Linked DNA regions of Mus musculus: all the other regions are linked to region 1. Evidence: chromatin loops called from intact Hi-C (ENCODE). Cell type or tissue: heart. All regions are shown on one strand.

Region 1 (2,500 bases):
TGTCCTAGTTTTGAATCTGTCGGTGTGATAAAACACCCTAACCAAAAGGGACTTTAAGGAACAAAGGTTTCCTTCAGCCTACACATCCAGACCATGCTCACTTGTTGAGGGAAGTCAAGGCAGGAACTTGAAGGCAGACCTGACTGCTACTGTACACATCATTGCCTCCAAGCAAGGATGTGAGCAACCTACTTCACATCCAAGCACTGTGGGGAGTACTGCTTGCTAGCTCAAGTGGAGGTAGGTTCATAGTCAACTAGTTTTCTTAAACACGGCAGCACCATCTGCCTAGGGATGGGCCGGGCCTTCAAACAGCCAAGACAACCTTCCCGCAGGCCTGTCTTATCTAGGCAATCCCTCCACAGAGTCTCTTCTCTCAGGTAAAGCCTAGGTTATGTCAAGTTGACAGGTAAAGCTAACTGGAACCCAGGTCCTGACTACAGATCTGAACTTTGTGTGTTCTTCAGCCCCTGTGGGCAGCTCTACGACCCCTTCTACTTCCGGCAAGCGCTTTGTCAGGATCCCCGTTGTGATGTGTGCAATGGAGCCACAGTGAAGGTCAGGCGACTGCTCTCATGGGCCAGCCTAGAAGACTGCTCTGCCTCTGCATCCAGTATGGCTTCCATGGCCTCCACAGCTTCTGTGACTGAGGCCTCATTCACTCTCTCTTCTTCCCTCTCCCCAAGCCCTTCGGGATATCAGCTCTCATCTTTTTCAGTTGCACCTTCTCCCCCTCCTCCCTCCATTCTCTCAACTAGCACGTTCACCCCCTTGGAAGACACCCTTTTGGGCACACCACAGGGTGACTCTCTGCCACCAGAGCCCACTCTCACAAGCACTGGTTTCCCACTGGATCACCTCCTACCTCACCCACTTCCCAAGTCTCCTTCCGTGGCACATCCTGCAGCTCAGCAAACAGAAGGGCCTTTAAGACCGGAAGACATTCTCTCCTTGGCTGGCAGCCATGGTGACCAGTTTCTCCATGCAACAACAACTTGTGATGCCTTGCCAGTGTCCTACCAGCAGCAGCCTGGTGCTCAGAGCTCCTCCCCATCCCAGTTAAAATGCTTAGTTAACCAAGAGATACCCAACCACTGCTCTTCTGAAGATTTTTGGCGGGGACAAGCCTCACCCCATTTCACAGTGCCCCAGAAAGTCCTGAAAATACTTGAGAGACAAGAGGAAAGCCAGGCTGACGTTCTTACACTGAAGGACAGGGAAGGAGAAGCAGAACCAACTGCTGAGCAGAACCTAGGAGCCTCCTTTCCCCTAGGGGGCAGCAGAGTCATACTCAGCGAGCTCAATCCTCAGCAGGGGCTTGCTCAAGTGCAGAGCTCTGGGGGCCAGTTAGAGGCCATGCCCATGCAGCACTTCTGGGGCCTCCCTTATCTCCACAGCGAGTCCATGAGCTGTATCACTACACTGTCATCTCACTGCTCTTCCATGTGCATCTGGTTCAACAGGACCACAGACTCCCCGGCCCTGGCTCCCCCCTCACCTCTGCCCTTGCCTGAGAGACAATCACAGACCTTGACTCAATCTCAGTACCAGAGCATCCAGCTTGCCACACCCCACTCCCAGCTTCAAACACTCCCAGGGCCGTCACCGTCCTCTCAATCTCAGGTTAGGGTTTGCGGTGTGTATTTCCGCAGATCCCAGGAGGCAAAAGCTCTATTGCAATCGGAAATCCACCACCTAGAGTACAACATGATGGCGAAAGACCCGGAGAGGGAGTGGGCTTTACCCTCTGTGGTCCAAAAACCTCAGGAAGAACTTTCCCTCCTTCCTTCAAAGCTCTCCCTGGCCATAAAGTCCTCCAAGCTCCAAACTCCCAGGTCCGTTCCTCCTAGAGACTTCCCCCTGGCTGACGGGTTCCAGAAGATGTTCGAGCAGCACCTTCGAAAGAGGCTCATCCTACAGCGCTGGGGCCTGCCTCAGGGGATCTATAAGTCGCAGCTGTGGGCAAATCCTGACCCTTCAGAAGCATCTAAGAGCAGCTCTGGGCTCTCTGGCTTTAAGCACAAAGACAACAAAGCCTGGCCCAACACTGTGTCGAACCAATCTGGAAGCCCCCAAGAGAAGTCTGTTTCTGTAGAGAGAAAAACAGTAAAAGCACACGAACAGACTCTAGAGATTATCCAAAAATATATCTGCAGTAACTCCAAGACTGCTCTAGACAACAGCCTGCCATCTGACCATGAGAACCTACAGGGCCACTCAGGCAGTCTGTCAGATCAATCTTCAGAGACCTCACAGGTAAGCCAATGTCGGAAAAAATTTGAAACTCCTCCGAAAGAACATTTGAAAAGCCACATCGATGGAACCAATGAGGATCAGGTCCCTGTCACTCTGTCCAGATTAAAGCATCGTCCCCTTCATTTTAAGCCATGTGTGGGCAAGGAAGAAAAAAAGGCTGAGAGACAGTCACCTTCTGATATCAAGGATGAAGATACCAAAAGCGTACACAGAATTACAGTGCCTGGCGTGCAGCAGACATCTG
Region 2 (2,500 bases), 97 kb after region 1:
TAAACAAGGGCAGGATGGACGGGAGATGGATAGCAACCTGAACATCTAACAGGAAAGGGAGACAGAAGTTCAGACCTGAGACGCTGAGCAAGGGACCTGCCTGCCATGGGTGAGGGCAGCCTGGTAGTAGTTCCAGGCCAGTCTAAGCTACAGGATGAGACCTTATCTCAAAATATAAAAATAATGATGATGATAATTTGACATGTCAGAAGCCACACTGTGACCCTATAGATCAATTAACTCAGCTGCTCAGGCTAAAACCCTTCACGTCATCCTGTCTCCTTCCGCATCCCACATCAGGGCTGATTACCCACTGCACCGCTCACTGGACCACTGCTCCGGCTTCCTCCCACCTTTGCTGCACGGGTCAGTTTTAGCAGCACAGAATGGTCCTTTGTCACAAGTCAGAGCTGTCTGTCCACTGCTCACACTCCAACAGCTCCTCCCTCACTACCCACTCCAGCCACATGAGTCCCAAGTCCCTGGGGCTGTCCAAATACTCCAGGGACAGATAGGTCTGTCCTGCATGTGGGTCCTGGTCCATCCCTGAATGCCTATGTGACCTACTTCACCTTCTAGAATTTACTAAAATGGGTTATTTAAAATGGTTGGAGTTCTACACTCTGTACAATACATAATATGACTCCTACCGACCTGCCCTGAGCCCATACCAGCTATTTCTGCTATAATAGGTGCTTGGAAAGACTTTGAATAAATGAAGGAAATGTCTTCTGTTATTGAACCTCCTTCAAATTTCTGTAACTACCATTTTTATTAGCCAGAAGATATATTTTTTTTCTTTTTGAGACAGTGTCTTACTATGTAGCCCTGGTTGGCCCTGAACTCAGAGAGATCCTTCTGCCTCTGCGATCACGCCCCACTAGAATATGATTTTTTTATCTCTTTCCTACTCTCTTCTCCAAGGCATTCAACATCCCCTTAGAGCCTAAGGTACTATCATTAATCCTCTTTTAATGGAAGTGACTTGTTCATATAATACCCAGTCTTTTCAGCCAACCTTCAATGAAATGGCAGCGTACCATTCAGTTTTAACCCTTGCTATCTGAATCTCCTTGACCTTGTCGGTGACCAAATTACAGTTGTGCTGTTTGCAATGAAGACCTGCTATGCTGAGTATTCATCTTCGTTCATCTTCTACGTTGTGTGTGTGCACATGTGTTTATCTGCGGTGCTGTGTGTGACAGGCAAGCACACTCCATCTGAGCCCAGCACTGCTTGGTTCTGACAGACAATGCTAAATCACATGGCACTGAGAGTTGCATCAAGAGTTCCCTCAGTGACTTAGACATGTCAAGAGTAACTCCTCACTAACAGAGTAGATGTATCTCAGTTACACTGGGGATAATGCACATAATCAAACCATCAAATGCTTAAACCATGTTTGCTTTCAAAGTTTGCTCTTGTTGATCAGTCTTTTAATGCAATAGCCTTTTACTTCAAAATGGTCAAGTATAAAATGTTCTATAGTAACTGGATAGTTTTTCATATTTAAAATGTATAATGGAAACTGGGTATTATAGATTATGACCTAATCCTAACACTAGGGAGGCAGAGGGCAAGGGGATTACCAGGAGCTGAGAGGCCAGCCTGGACAAAAGAGTGAAGCCCTATGGTGGAGGGAAGAGACTTAAAATGGTTAACCTGGAATTCTTGCAATTTGACAGCCTGTCTGGTTGACTCATTATAGCTGACACCCCCAGTGGCAGGATGTATGCTTTCCCCAAGGACGTACAGTGAACCCACTCTTACTTACCTCACGGTCTGGATTGGGGATATTTTCAAGGATCATTTTTGCCTGCTGAAAGTGCTTACTAGCTGCCACATACAGCTCTGGAGACTGAGGAGGAGGGCTGTATTTATTGAGGTCAGACATTTCCTAAAAAGAAGGAATGATTTATCACAATATGTTTAATATAAACCTTCTGACTACCCATCCATACAGACTCTTTTTTTTTTATTAAGGATTTATTTATTTACTTTACATGTATACTTTATGAGTGCACTGTCACTGTCTTCAGACACACCAGAAAAGGGCATCCGATCTCATTACAGATGGTTGTGAGCCACCATGTGGTTGCTGGGATTTGAACTCGGGACCTCCAGAAAAGCAGTCAATGATCTTAACCACTGAGCCATCTCTCCAGCTCCCCAGACTCTTAAGCAAATGCTGAAAACATCTCAATCTGTGCCCATGTGACACAAAGTTCTTAACCCGTGTACCCCAAATCTCAATTATCCCCTTATCATCATCTTTAGCAGCAGTCCCACAGCCCGCAGGATGGGTGGCACCACCATGACCTCAGGCAGCAAGCTCACCTTGAACTGCAGGTAGTGCACTGGTGGCGGCGTCATCACACTGTTGAACGGTGCAAACCTGTGCTCATACCGGACCTGCTCACTGTCAAGCTCAAACTTGGGCTTGCGCACTTTGCCATCCATGTCAAAAGCGACCATCGTCTAAAGGTGAAGAGAATGCAAA
Region 3 (2,500 bases), 100 kb after region 1:
ATTAGAATATCTTTAATTTTTTTTCACTGTCAGGACACAATTCACTCCAATCTATTAAGTAAATATTTTCTTTGCAACAAAAATGAAACAAACTGATTTAGAAAGTACAGAAATTATTAGTATTATATAACAATCATTCTAAAGCTTAAAAACATCTAGGCTTATTTAAATTTATTCAAAATATAAAATAAGATATTCTAGTTCAACGCTAAAAAAGAATTTAACCTTACAATGCACTCTAAACCAGAAAAGCAGTTCAAATCTAGGAGAAGGGACGCACTATTTTCAGTGTAACCAGGAATAAGGTAAATTAAAGACTACTCATATACAATTAAAAACCAAAGATCTATAAGATGTTTATGATCTCTTATTATACCTATTTTAGGATGCCTATTTCCAAAACTGCCCTGAAAGATACCAGGTAGGCTACAATATCAAAGCACATATAAGACATTACATTGAAATGTATTATTCTTCTTCTTCACATTGTGTGAGGGTGACAGATGGCGATGAGTCCAGAGAGCACACATGCAGACTACAGGACAGGTCTGTGCAGCCCGCTCTCTCTTCCCACCTTTCCTGTGGGTGGAGCTGAGGTCATCAGGCTTGTGTGGAAAATGCTTTGACCTGCTGAGCCATCGGCGGCCCACGGAAACTAGTTAAAGTTGCCTTTGGAATTGTGTTTTGAAGCTGCATCGTCACAGCTCCTGAAGGAGGCACAAGGGGTCCACCACTGCATGGAGGAGTGCAGAACATCAAGAGGCACCTGGCGGCTCTTAAGGAGGACATGTAGTATCACTTTACAGACTACAAAGGAATCCCCACTGAATACCATACAGCCAGAAGGTTGCTCTGTCCCCTCAGTGCAAAGGTCCCCAGCGAGATAACAGGTGATACTTTCCACATTCTCTGAGGACAGACGGTGAAGGAAAGGGCTGATAGGGCCCTTCCAAACACCAGCTGCTCGTTTTTAAGGACTTCAATAGTCTTTCCTCTCTCAGGGCAATGATTAAGTTAAATGAATTTAACTATAAGTTTAAAGAGCAAACAATACCAAAGTGTAACATATCAAATTTTGACATTTGATGAAGAAACTGTTTAAAATTGTCTCGATCCCTTGATAGGTGAAGATAATTCACGATTGTCATCGTGATGATCAACACTTGCTTGCTGTGTATTTTCTACCTGTTCTCATGTCTAAGATAGCCGCAAACAGCCTCTTCATAGAACTCCCTAGCTTTCCCTCCACTGAAGGGGAAGCTGCAGCTCATCTCCCAGTGATTAGCCTGCAGTCATGGTGTCCACAAGAGAGCGCATTCCACCAACTGCACCCGCACCATGCACCCACTAGTGCTGCACAAGTCAGCAAACAGCACTCTCTCTTCTCCACAGTTGCAAATAAAAGATGGTCGAATTAACCCATTTATTTTTATGAGTATTTTCCATAGAATTATTCCAACAACAGAAAGGACATTTGTGTAATGTTACAGCAATATTTGTGTAATGTTACAGCACTAAAGATGTATACTTTGACCTAGCTCTAATTCTCAAAATATTTTACCAACTGTGCCACAACAGTAAAAATGCACTAAGGAAAAATATTCCAGGGGCCAGTGAGATGGCTGTGCTGGTCAAAGAGCCTGTCAGAAAGACCGACCACAGGACTCCAATCCCCAGAGCCTATCCTTATAAAATCAAATACAGTCCCTCGCATCTCTAACACCACTGTTCCTACAGTGAGACTGTACGAGGAAAGTAACCTGGGGATTGCAGTCCAGCTGGCATGGAGACCGTGCCTCAGCACGGTGAAAGGGAAGCGTGTGTGATCAGAGACTGCATGCACACAGCAACCCCGACTGTACACTTTATAGATGCACACAACGTCTCTGCTCTCGCCATCACTGCTAGCGGCAACAGCGCTCACCAGTAGATGTAGTAGTACTCATGCATGCTGTACAGCTCCAGCTCAAAGCCACTGAGCAGATACTGGATCATAATCCGGAGGTTATGGTAAAGAACCCAGGTTCCTAAGCAGGCCAGATGTTGTCTCTGAGGCTCCTGTTTCAACAACATAGTATGAAGCGCTGCATCAACCTTCTCTGCCTGTCAAAACAATTGTTACTTTAGGGTCAATTAGTCAGATAGTAAGAGAATCTGAAAATATGAGCAGAAGATGTAAATCTCACACTCCAAACAAAGTCTTCCTTTCAAATGCATCAATGGTAAGGTTTGCAAAGGTCTTACCCTGCAATACTTAATATTTACCCAAATTATTCCTCAAAATAAACATGCACATTAATGCAAGTTAGTTTATCCAGGCAAGGAGGTGGACATGTTTGTAAGCACGGAGCACCACCAGTCTACTCCAGAGACTAAAGCAGGAGGATCATGTGAGCCCGCCCAATGGCTAAAAATAAGCCTGCGGAAACAGGCCCTGTCTTAAAACAGACAAGCTTCAACTTGTGACCTCAGGTCTGTGGTGTTAGTAATGGGAGCCACT

Evidence for each region. Hi-C counts contacts between places; a loop is a spot of excess contacts. Peaks named below come from ENCODE experiments on the same cell type or tissue, not always from the same donor. Only the 100,000 strongest peaks of a DNase experiment are listed, where the experiment ranks them.
Region 2: a loop joins it to region 1, with 4 times the contacts of the local background. A loop is called at or near these places in 14 of 42 quality-filtered maps.
Region 3: a loop joins it to region 1, with 2.5 times the contacts of the local background. A loop is called at or near these places in 12 of 42 quality-filtered maps.

The regions. Positions count from the first base shown.
Region 1 is chr13:59,727,385-59,729,884 of GRCm38, reverse strand. It overlaps Spata31d1d (spermatogenesis associated 31 subfamily D, member 1D), which reads left to right. Exons shown (of 4, transcript NM_177711.3): 4 at 468-2,500. Among named protein-coding and RNA genes, the nearest start is that of Spata31d1d, 3.1 kb to the left of the region's middle. In heart, no CTCF peak of the experiment used is centred here; a DNase peak (open chromatin) is centred at 1,284; H3K27ac peaks cover 1,106 bases.
Region 2 is chr13:59,629,978-59,632,477 of GRCm38, reverse strand. Naa35 (N(alpha)-acetyltransferase 35, NatC auxiliary subunit) reads right to left here. Exons shown (of 23, transcript NM_030153.2): 20 at 2,338-2,478; 21 at 1,775-1,897. Among named protein-coding and RNA genes, the nearest start is that of Golm1, 45 kb to the left of the region's middle. In heart, no CTCF peak of the experiment used is centred here; no DNase peak of the experiment used is centred here.
Region 3 is chr13:59,625,022-59,627,521 of GRCm38, reverse strand. It overlaps Naa35 (N(alpha)-acetyltransferase 35, NatC auxiliary subunit), which reads right to left. Exons shown (of 23, transcript NM_030153.2): 17 at 1,925-2,103. Among named protein-coding and RNA genes, the nearest start is that of Naa35, 41 kb to the right of the region's middle. In heart, a CTCF peak has its summit at 1,322; a DNase peak (open chromatin) is centred at 2,411; H3K4me3 peaks cover 363 bases; H3K27ac peaks cover 840 bases.